Regions from separate parts of the Homo sapiens genome. Here region 2 is linked to region 1. A link is an interaction called in ENCODE POLR2A ChIA-PET data of the cell type or tissue named here. Cell type or tissue: HCT116. All regions are shown on one strand. Region 1 overlaps JAK3 (Janus kinase 3). Region 2 overlaps SLC27A1 (solute carrier family 27 member 1).

Region 1 (5,000 bases):
CGGCGTGTGCATGGCTGGAGACAGTGAGAGCCCCCCACCCACCCACCCCACCCCTGCCTCACCCAAGTCTAGGCTGTTCTTCCCACCTCTGTTCTGAGCCGCTATATGACAGCCCCAGCAACACACTGGGCCACCCTGGATGGGAGCCGTGTTCATTACCCTTTATTTATGTCTCTCCATCATCACTCCTTGGAAAGCGGCTCCAGGTTCTCACCCATATCCAGCCCCAGAATGACCTGAAGTCAGACAAACCTGGCTTTCTAATCTCTGCAGCTTTGTACAGGTCACGTAACCTTTCTGAGCCTTGGTTTCATTGGTTGGGAGTCTAGGATGGGCCAGGAGCTGGGACAGAGCCTAGAATGTGACAGGCAGGGTGTGATGAGGTGTGAGGAGGGCAGCACGGAGCACTGTGGATGGTCAGAGAGGCTGCTGGGCCAGCCTGGGGGTTGGGCAATGCTTGTGGGAAGACAGAGATGCATTCTAACCTGGAAAGATAAGGACAAGTGTGGATTAGGAAAGGAAGAGGGGTGTTCTAGGCAGAGGACACAGAATATGCAAAGGGTTAGAAGTGAGATACAGAGGCTGGGCGTGGTGGCTCATGCCTGTAATTGAAAAGCCGAGGCGAGTGGATCACCTGAGATCAGGAGTTCAAGACCAGTCTGGCCAACATGGCAAGACCCCGTCTCTACTAAAAATACAAAATCAGCCGGGTGTGGTGGCATGCGCCTGTAGTTCCAGCTACTTAGGAGGCTGAGACAGGAGAATCACTTGAACCCGGGAGGCAGAGGTTGCAGTAAGCCGAGATCGCACCACTGCACTCCAGCCTGGGCAACAGAGTAAGACTCTGTCTCAAAAGAAAAGAGAAAAAAAAAAGTGAGATACAGATACAGACAGGGCTCAACACCTTCCAGGCATTCCAGGCAAATCATTCAGAGATGGAGGTGGGAGGAGAGGTGAGTACTGTATGAACAGAGGCAGCAGGGGAGGGAACAGACAGAGATGAGAGTTTGAGAGACCCTGAGAGCCAGGGTGTTGGCAGAACCTCCTCAACACAAGTGCAGTTCAGTCTCCCAACCCCGCCTCTCCCTGCTGCCAACCAGGCACCATGGTGCAGGAATTTGTACACCTGGGGGCCATAGACATGTATCTGCGAAAACGTGGCCACCTGGTGCCAGCCAGCTGGAAGCTGCAGGTGGTCAAACAGCTGGCCTACGCCCTCAACTATCTGGTGAGTGCTCCTCTGCCTGCTCCACCCTCCATTCCCAGGGAAGGCTTTCTCTGGGTGGAAGAGGAATTGGGAGTGGGCTCTGTAGTATGCATAGGAGTTTGGTAAGGGTTCGAGGGGAGGGCATTTTAGGTTCAGGTTGTGAGAACACTAGAAGAGAACAAGTCATTCTTGGATGTCAGGGCGTGTGGTGAATGACGAGGCTGGGCAGGAAGAAAGGCTTCCTAGAAGAAGGAACATTGGAGATAGGGCCTTAAAAGTTGAGTAGAAGTTCATCAAGAGAAGAAAGGAAGGAAGGAATGTCAGGCTGAGGGAACAGCCTAGGCAAAGGCCTGCAGGCTAGATAGTGTGTTGCATCCCCTGGGGCCTATCAGGCAGTTCTGTTGGCAGGAGACCAGGGTGCAAGTGTGGAAGGGAAGTTCATTGGAAGCTTGAGCAAGGGCCTTGAATGCCAGGCTGAGGAGCTTTCACTTTGTGTCAAAGGCACTGGGGAGTCACAGGATGGGGTGGTGTTTGAGAAGGGGAGGGACATAGCCAGGTCAGTGTAGGGGGTGAACTAGAGGGGCAAGACAGGATGTCAGGAGTCAGGGACGATGCTGGAGCATGTCTGAGCAGTACCAAGTGGGTTTTGAAGGATGTATAGGAGTTTGCCAAACAGACTCTTCATTCATCAAACCCTCCCGGGCATTTTCCTGTGTCTGGCCCCCTTAGGAGGACAAAGGCCTGCCCCATGGCAATGTCTCTGCCCGGAAGGTGCTCCTGGCTCGGGAGGGGGCTGATGGGAGCCCGCCCTTCATCAAGCTGAGTGACCCTGGGGTCAGCCCCGCTGTGTTAAGCCTGGAGAGTAAGTTCCTGGAGGTGGAGGAGGGAGGGGCTGAGCAGGGCAAGGAAGTGGATCCCTGATCCCACTTTCATTCCCTCAGTGCTCACCGACAGGATCCCCTGGGTGGCCCCCGAGTGTCTCCGGGAGGCGCAGACACTTAGCTTGGAAGCTGACAAGTGGGGCTTCGGCGCCACGGTCTGGGAAGTGTTTAGTGGCGTCACCATGCCCATCAGTGCCCTGGATCCTGCTAAGGTCAGAGCCCCTCACCCGGCATCGGTCTCCGAACCCCCACTTTGACAGAAGGGCAGACTGACATCCAGTCTGGGGAGATTGGGGTGGGTCTATTGGGTTGGGGATTACCGACTGCTCCTCTCACCCTCAGAAACTCCAATTTTATGAGGACCGGCAGCAGCTGCCGGCCCCCAAGTGGACAGAGCTGGCCCTGCTGATTCAACAGTGCATGGCCTATGAGCCGGTCCAGAGGCCCTCCTTCCGAGCCGTCATTCGTGACCTCAATAGCCTCATCTCTTCAGGTGCCCGCTGGGACGGGTTGGGTGGGGAGGGCTGTGATGTCATATTGGGCCCAGTGGAAGGAGCGTGGTTTGCAGCAGGCCACGCCCTGTGTGTCTGGTGAGGTTGGAGGGGTTGGTGACTGTGACAGTCAGTGTGAGCTTCAACAGCTACTGTAACGAACAGTCCCCTCAGTTCAAGGTTCAACATGATGATATTTTATTTATTTATTTATTTTTGAGACAGAGTCTTGCTCTGTTGCCTAGGCTGGAGTGCAGTGGCACAATTTCGGCTCACTGCAACCTCTACCTCCTTGAACCTCTAGTTCAAGCGATTCTCCTGCCTCAGCCTCCTGAGTAGCTGGGATTACAGTGTGTGCCACCACGCCCAGCTAATTTTTGTATTTTTGGCAGATATGGGGTTTCACCATATTGGCTAGGCTGGTCTCGAACTCTTGACCTCAGGTGATCCGCCCACCTCTACCTCCTAAAGTGCTGGGATTTCAGGTGTGAGCCACCATGTCTGGTCTATTTCATTCTTTTAAAAAAATGTTTGGCTGGGCGCAGTGGCTCATGCCTATAGTTCCAGCTATAGGTAGGTGGATCGCTTGAGCCCAGGAGTTCAAGACCAGCCTGGGCAACATGGCAAAACTCCATCTCTACAAACAAACAAACAGAAAATTAGCCAGGCATGGTGATGCATGCCTGTATGCATTTTTATTTTATTTTATTTTATATTTTTGAGACACTATCTCCCTCTGTCACCTAGGCTGGAGTGCAGTGGCGTGATCCTGGCTCACTGCAACCTCTGCCTCCCTGGTTCAAGCAATTCTCCCGCCTCAGACTCCCAAGTAGCTAGGATTACAAGGGCGTGCCACCAAACACGGCTAAATTTTTGTATTTTTTAGTAAAGACAGGGTTTTGCCATGTTGGCCGGGCTAGTCTTGAACTCCTGGTCTCAAAGAGATCCGTCCACCTCAGCCACCCAGTGCTGGGATTACAGGCATGAGCCACCACACCAGGCTGGATTTTTTTTTTTTTTTTTTTTTTTTCTGTGATGGGGTTTTGCTATGTTCCCCAGGCTGGTCTTGAATTACTGGCTCAAGCAATCCTCCTGCCTTAGTCTCCCAAATAGCTGGGATTACAGGCACACACAACCATGCCCAGTGTGATATTTAGTCTTCATTCAATGAGGGTGTCCAGGCCCACAGGAACCTCTCACTTAGTGGCTGCACTCACCTCAGGCGTTGGGTCCCCGTTGGATCCTCTGCAGATAAAAGAGAGAGTGTGGAGGGCCCCGTATTAGGTTTCCATGGGTCAGGACTGGAGGGGCACCCAGCATATCTTGTCCATCAGCCTGAGCTCAGTCATGTGGCCACATTTCATAGCAGTGGAACTGGGGAAATGAGTTCTCATTATGTCCTCCATCTTTGTAGCCATGTGGAGTTGCACAGGGTGTGCACTGCACGAGGAGGCTTCCTTTGCCTGGGACAGAGTGGGAGACACCTTTTTCCAGTCTCCACAAGGTACCCTTTGGCTTGCAATGGCCCTGCCATAATGCACAGAGAGGGTCAATATGCAGATGGAGGTTGCACAGCAAGTCAACTCAGGAGTGGGGCCCAGGATGAGAGGCGCTGCTTACCACTGCCCATGCCCCCACCCCAGACTATGAGCTCCTCTCAGACCCCACACCTGGTGCCCTGGCACCTCGTGATGGGCTGTGGAATGGTGCCCAGCTCTATGCCTGCCAAGACCCCACGATCTTCGAGGAGAGACACCTCAAGTACATCTCACAGCTGGGCAAGGTAAGGTGGGCAGGGCCAGGGTGGGTTGGAGAGGGCAGGGCAGCATCCAGGTGCCTGGACATCAGTCCCGCTATCCCCCAGGGCAACTTTGGCAGCGTGGAGCTGTGCCGCTATGACCCGCTAGGCGACAATACAGGTGCCCTGGTGGCCGTGAAACAGCTGCAGCACAGCGGGCCAGACCAGCAGAGGGACTTTCAGCGGGAGATTCAGATCCTCAAAGCACTGCACAGTGATTTCATTGTCAAGTATCGTGGTGTCAGCTATGGCCCGGGTGAGCCAGCTCCCGGATGAGTGAACCAAGACGTATGGGTGCTTTTCAAAGTGCACATTCTTACCCTCCTGCCAGGCCACTTTAGGTAGGCTGGGAACGTGATTATTGATCCAGATTCACATGGGTTACAGGTTTGAATCCTGACTCTACCCCTTACCAGTTGTGAAACCTTAACTTTTCTGAGCCTCAGTTTCTCCAGCTGAAAAATGGGCCATTGTGATATTTACTTTGTTGTTGTTGTTGTTTGTTTGTTTTTTTGAGACAGAGTCTCGCTCTGTCACCCAGGCTGGAGGCAGTGGCTCAATCTCGGCTCACTGCAACCTCTGCCTTCCAAGTTCAAGTGATTCTCCTGCCTCAGCCTCCAGAG
Region 2 (5,000 bases), 360 kb after region 1:
ACTCCTGACCTCAGGTGATCCGCCTGCCTCAGCCTCCCAAAGTGCTGGGATTACAGGCATGAGCCACCGCGCCCAGCTGCATTTTTGTGATTTTTGCTGGTGACTTCGCTGTTGAAAATGACCCCCAAGCACAGGGCTGAGGCGCTTGTCTGGTGTGATGTGCCTCATGGAGAAAATATGTGTGTTACAGCAGCTTTCTTCAGGCGTGGGTTTTAGTGCTGCTAGTTGAGTTCAATGTCAACACTTCAGGGCCAGGTGTAGGGGCTCACTCCTGTAATTCCAGCACTCTGGGAGGCCAAGACAGGGGGACTATTTGAGGCCAGGAGTTCGAGGCCAGCCTGGGCAATATAGTGAGACCTCATCTCTATGTTAAAATAATTTTTTAAATTTATTTTAGAAAAAGGTGGGCGGCAGGTGCGGTGGCTCACACCTGTAATCCCAGCACTTTGGGAGGCTGAGGTGGGTGGATCACCTGAGGGCAGGAGTTCAAGACCAGCCTGCCCAACATGGTGAAACCCCGTCTCTACTAAAAATACAAAAAAATTAGCCGGGCATGGTGGCGGGCACCTGTAATCCCAGCTACTCGGGAGGCTGAGGCAAGAGACTTGCTTGAACTCAGGAGGTGGAGGTTGCAGTGAGCCAAGATTGCACCACTGCACTCCAGCCTGGGCAATGAGAGTGAGACCCTGTCTCAAAAAAAGAAAGAAAGAAAGAAAGAAGGCCAGGCACGGTGGGTCATGCCTGTAATCCCAGCTCTTTGGGAGGCCAAGGTGGGTGGATCACCTGAGGTCAGGAGTTTGAGACCACCCTGGTCAACATGATGAAACCCTGTCTCTACTACAAATACAAAAAAAGTAGCCAGGCATGGTGGTGCACACCTGTAATCCCAGCTACTCAGAAGGCTGAGGCAGGAGAATGAACCCATGAGGTGGAGGTTGCAGTGAGCTGAGATCACACCACTGCACTCCAGCCTGGGCAATCGAGCAAGATTCAGTCTCAAAAAAAAAAAAAAAAAAAAAAAAGCGCTGCTCATCCATTCAACCAATAAACAGAGCAGCCAAGATAATCATTCTCAGCTAGACATAGTAGCTCACACTTGTAATCCCAGCACTTTGGTAGGCCAAGGTGGGTGGATCACTTGAGGCCAGGAGTTCGAGACCAGCCTGGCCAACATGGCAAAACCCCGTCTCTACTAAAAATACAAAAATTAGCCAGGTGTGGTGGTGGGCACCTATAGTCCCAGCTACTTGGGAGGCTGAGCCATAAGAATTGTTTGAACCCGGGAGGTGAAGGTTGCAGTGAGCCAAGATTGCACCACTGCACTCCAGCCTGGGTGACAGTGTGAGACCATGTCTCAAAAAAAAAAAAAAAAAAAAAAACAGATGATCATTCTCAGTGTTTATTAAGCACCTACTATCTGCCATGCCCTGTGCTAACCTTATATCCACCCTCCAAAATAGGTCCCTCAGATCCCCATTTGTCAAATAATGAATGAACTGGGGGCTCGGAGTGGGGAATGGACACGCCCAAGGTCACAGAGCAATTTGAGGACAGAACAACCCAGAAACAAAGCCTCCTCCCAGGGTCCCTCTAATCCCTGGCAGACTTATTACAAAGCATTTATCAAGTGCTGGCGACGTAGCCAGTGGCAGGCCAAGTGCCCATGAGGCACACAGCAGGTGCCCAATGCCTGCGTCTTTTTTTTTCCTTTTTTTTTTTTTTTTTGAGACAGAGTCTCACTCTGTCACCCAGGCTGGAGTGCAGTGGTGCCACCTCAGCTCACTGCAACCTCTGCCTCCCGGGTTCAAACGATTCTCCTGCCTCAGCATCCCGAGTAGCTGGGATTACAGGTGCCCGCTACCACGCCCAGCTAATTTTTTTGTATTTTTAGTAGAGACAGGGTTTCGCCACGTTGGCCAGGCTAGTCTCGAACTCCTGACCTCAGGTGATCAGCCCGCCTCAGCCTCCCAAAGTGCTGGGATTACAGGCATGAGCCACCATGCCCAGCCTGGAGCACCTAGTATACACCCAATTCTGCTCTAAGGGCTTCCTGTGGGTGAATTTGACGGAGCACCCCAAGAACTCCATGATGGGGTACAAATGTTACATCCATGGGGAGAGGGCTGTTATTGAGGGAGTAACCACAGGAAACAGCCCCTGCCAGTAGGGTGCCCGTCCAGAGGCAACACAACAACAAGAAACAGGAACTGAGGCCACAGTTGGTCACCGTCAGGCTAAACACCAGAGCTAGATGTGGGAACACGAGGATTCACCCCCAGCCTCCCGGTCTCTTGGTCTCACTCGTTCTCTCTCAAGGATGCCCACACCAGCAGGCAGTGGATTCCTGTACTTGGTTCCAGCCACATGCCTAGGCAGCCCTGCCTGGCAGCTGCTCAAGCCACCCCCAGCCTGGGGACAATGAGCCCACTGTCCAGCTCTGGGCCCAGGACTCCAGGGCGGAAGAAATCAACAAGGATGAATACGATCAGATTTCATGCAGGAAGTACAGGGCATGTTAGGAGAGTCAGGGCAGGGTGCTGAAATATTTTCTGAAGCCAAGGTCTAAATTTAGCACCCCAACCACTCCAGTGCGGCACAGTGGCTAAGAGCACATGCTCTGGAGTCCTGTGCCTCCCCGGCTGTGTGTTTCTGGGCAAATAACCTCCCCTCTCTGTGCCTCTGTTCTCTCACGTGTTAAATGGGATTTGTCAGCACCCCTTCATTTTTCAAGACAGAGTCTTGCTCCCTCACCCAGGCTGGAGTGCAGTGGGGCAATCATGGCTCACTGCAGCCTTGACCTCCTGGACTCAAGCAATCCTCCCACTCAGCCTCCTGAGTAGCTGGGACCACAGGAGAGCCCCACTCCCCCAGCTAATTTTTTGCGTGTAGAGATGGAGTCTCATCATGTTGCTCAGGCTGGTCTTGAACTCCTGGCCTCAGGCAATCCTCCCATCTTGGGCTCCCAAAGTGCTGGAATTATATGCACGAGCCTCTGCACCCAGCCTCCATCAATTCTGATGTATTTTACTCATTAGAAGGGAGTCACTAGGGCTGGGCGCAGTGGTTCAGCCTGTAATACCAGCATTCTGGGAGGCCAAGGCAGGCGGATGACCTGAGGTTAGGACCTTGAGACCAGCCTGGCCAATGTGGTGAAACCCCCTCTCAACTAAAAATACAAAAATTATCCGGGTGTGGTGGCAGGCACCTGTAATCCCAGCTACTCGGGAGGCTGAGACAGGAGAATTGCTTGAACCTGGGAGCTGGAGGGTGCAGTGGAGTCACACCACTGCACTCCAGCCCGGGTGGCAGAGCAAGACTCCGTCTCAAAAAAAAAACAGGGCGCAGTGGCTCACACCTGTAATCCCAGCACTTTGGGAGGCCCAGGCGGGCAGATCACCTGAGGTCGGGAGTTCAAGACCAGCCTGGCCAACATGGAGAAACCCCGTCTCTACTAAAAATACAAAATTAGCTGGGCGTGGTGGTGCATGCCGGTAATCCCAGCTACTCAGGAGGCTAAGGCAGGAAAATAACTTGAACCTGGGAGGCGGAGGTTGCGGTGAGCCGAGATCGCGCCATTGCACTCCAGCCTGGGTGACAAAGCGAAACTCCCATCTCAAAAAAAAAAAAAAAAAAAAGAAAGGGGTCACTAGGTCCAGCCCACACTCAAAGGGAGGGGACCATACAAGTGGGAAGAGCAGGAGACAGGGATCCCTGGGGCCATCTTCAAAGCTGCCACCCACAGGCAAGTATGTCAAGCCATGTCAGGAACTTAGAACCAGGCATGGACACCCACAGGGCCCATGGGAGCAGAGCTGGAGAGGAGGGAGAGATGGGCCTGGGTGAACCCAAGAAGGAAGGGATGGCCTTCCACCTAACAAACATGTCCTGCGCTACCGCTGTGCGCCAATCCTGAGTGGGGCGCAGGGCCACAGTGGCACCAAGACTGACACAGTCTCCTTTTGTGCCCCTATAGGGCCCACAGTCTAGAAAGAGGCCCAAGATTAAAAGGCAAGAAAACAGGCCAGATGTGGTGGTTCACACCTATAATCCTAGCACTTTGGGAGGCTGAGGCAGGAGGATCTCTTGACCTCAGGAGTTCAAGACCAGCCTGGACAACATAGTGAGACCTCTCCTTTATAAAAAATAAACAAAATCTGCTGGCTGTTGTGGCACGCATCTGTAGTCCCAGCTACTTGGGAGGCTGTGATGGGAGGATCATTTGAGCCCAGGAAGTTGAGGCTACAGTGAGCTATGATCACACCACTGCACTCCAGCCTGGGTGACAGAGTGAGACTTTATCAAAAAAACAAGAAACTTCTAATCCCAAAGCAAAGAAAGAAAACAACTAAAAATGCTGGGTTAAATGAGTTAAATCTTTGTTTTGTTTTGTTTTGTTTTTTGAGATGGAGTTTCGCTCATGTTGCCCAGTCTGGAGTGTAATGGCACGATCTTGGCTCACTGCAACCTCCACCTCCCAGGTTCAAGTGATTGTCTTGCCTCAGACTCCCAAGTAGCTGAGATTACAGGCGTGCACCACCACGCCCGGCTAATTTTTGTATTTTCAGTAGAGACAAGGCTTCGCCACGTTGGCCAGGCTGGTCTCAAACTCCTGACCTCAGGTGATCCACCCGCTTCGGCCTCCCAAAGTGCTGGGATTACAGGTGTGAGCCACCGCGCCCAGCCGAGTTAATTTTTTATTAATGTAGCAACAAGGTGATCAGAAAATAAGGACCAACCAGAGGCCAAAATGTCATTGTAGCCCCAGGAGGGGGACAGCTTAGGTGTCAGACAAGCAGGTTTGAGTCTGATAAGACCTCAAAGCATGCCCATTCAACATAAAGGTGAATTGGAAATCAAAATAAGATCTTTCCTTAACATACACACACCAGGAGCTAAAAGGAAATTTGGTATCTCAGACCTTGCTGTTAGGAGGAAGGGGTGAAATCTCGATCGATGACTCATAACCTCACATGAGTTTGCAACTCCAACTGCACCATCTG

Evidence for each region. Peaks named below come from ENCODE experiments on the same cell type or tissue, not always from the same donor. Only the 100,000 strongest peaks of a DNase experiment are listed, where the experiment ranks them.
Region 2: POLR2A ChIA-PET joins it to region 1 with 6 read pairs; 5 of 35 experiments call an interaction of 5 or more read pairs at or near these places.

The regions. Positions count from the first base shown.
Region 1 is chr19:17,832,152-17,837,151 of GRCh38, reverse strand. It overlaps JAK3 (Janus kinase 3), which reads left to right. Exons shown (of 24, transcript NM_000215.4): 13 at 1-23; 14 at 1,101-1,228; 15 at 1,937-2,069; 16 at 2,149-2,300; 17 at 2,431-2,581; 18 at 4,223-4,362; 19 at 4,444-4,633. Among named protein-coding and RNA genes, the nearest start is that of INSL3, 13 kb to the right of the region's middle. RefSeq lists an enhancer at 4,930-5,000. In HCT116, a CTCF peak has its summit at 2,460; no DNase peak of the experiment used is centred here.
Region 2 is chr19:17,473,263-17,478,262 of GRCh38, reverse strand. All of the region lies in intron 1 of SLC27A1 (solute carrier family 27 member 1), which reads right to left. Among named protein-coding and RNA genes, the nearest start is that of SLC27A1, 5.2 kb to the right of the region's middle. RefSeq lists a silencer at 2,289-2,583 and an enhancer at 2,289-2,583. In HCT116, no CTCF peak of the experiment used is centred here; DNase peaks (open chromatin) are centred at 114, 2,452 and 4,972; H3K4me3 peaks cover 986 bases; H3K27ac peaks cover 3,641 bases.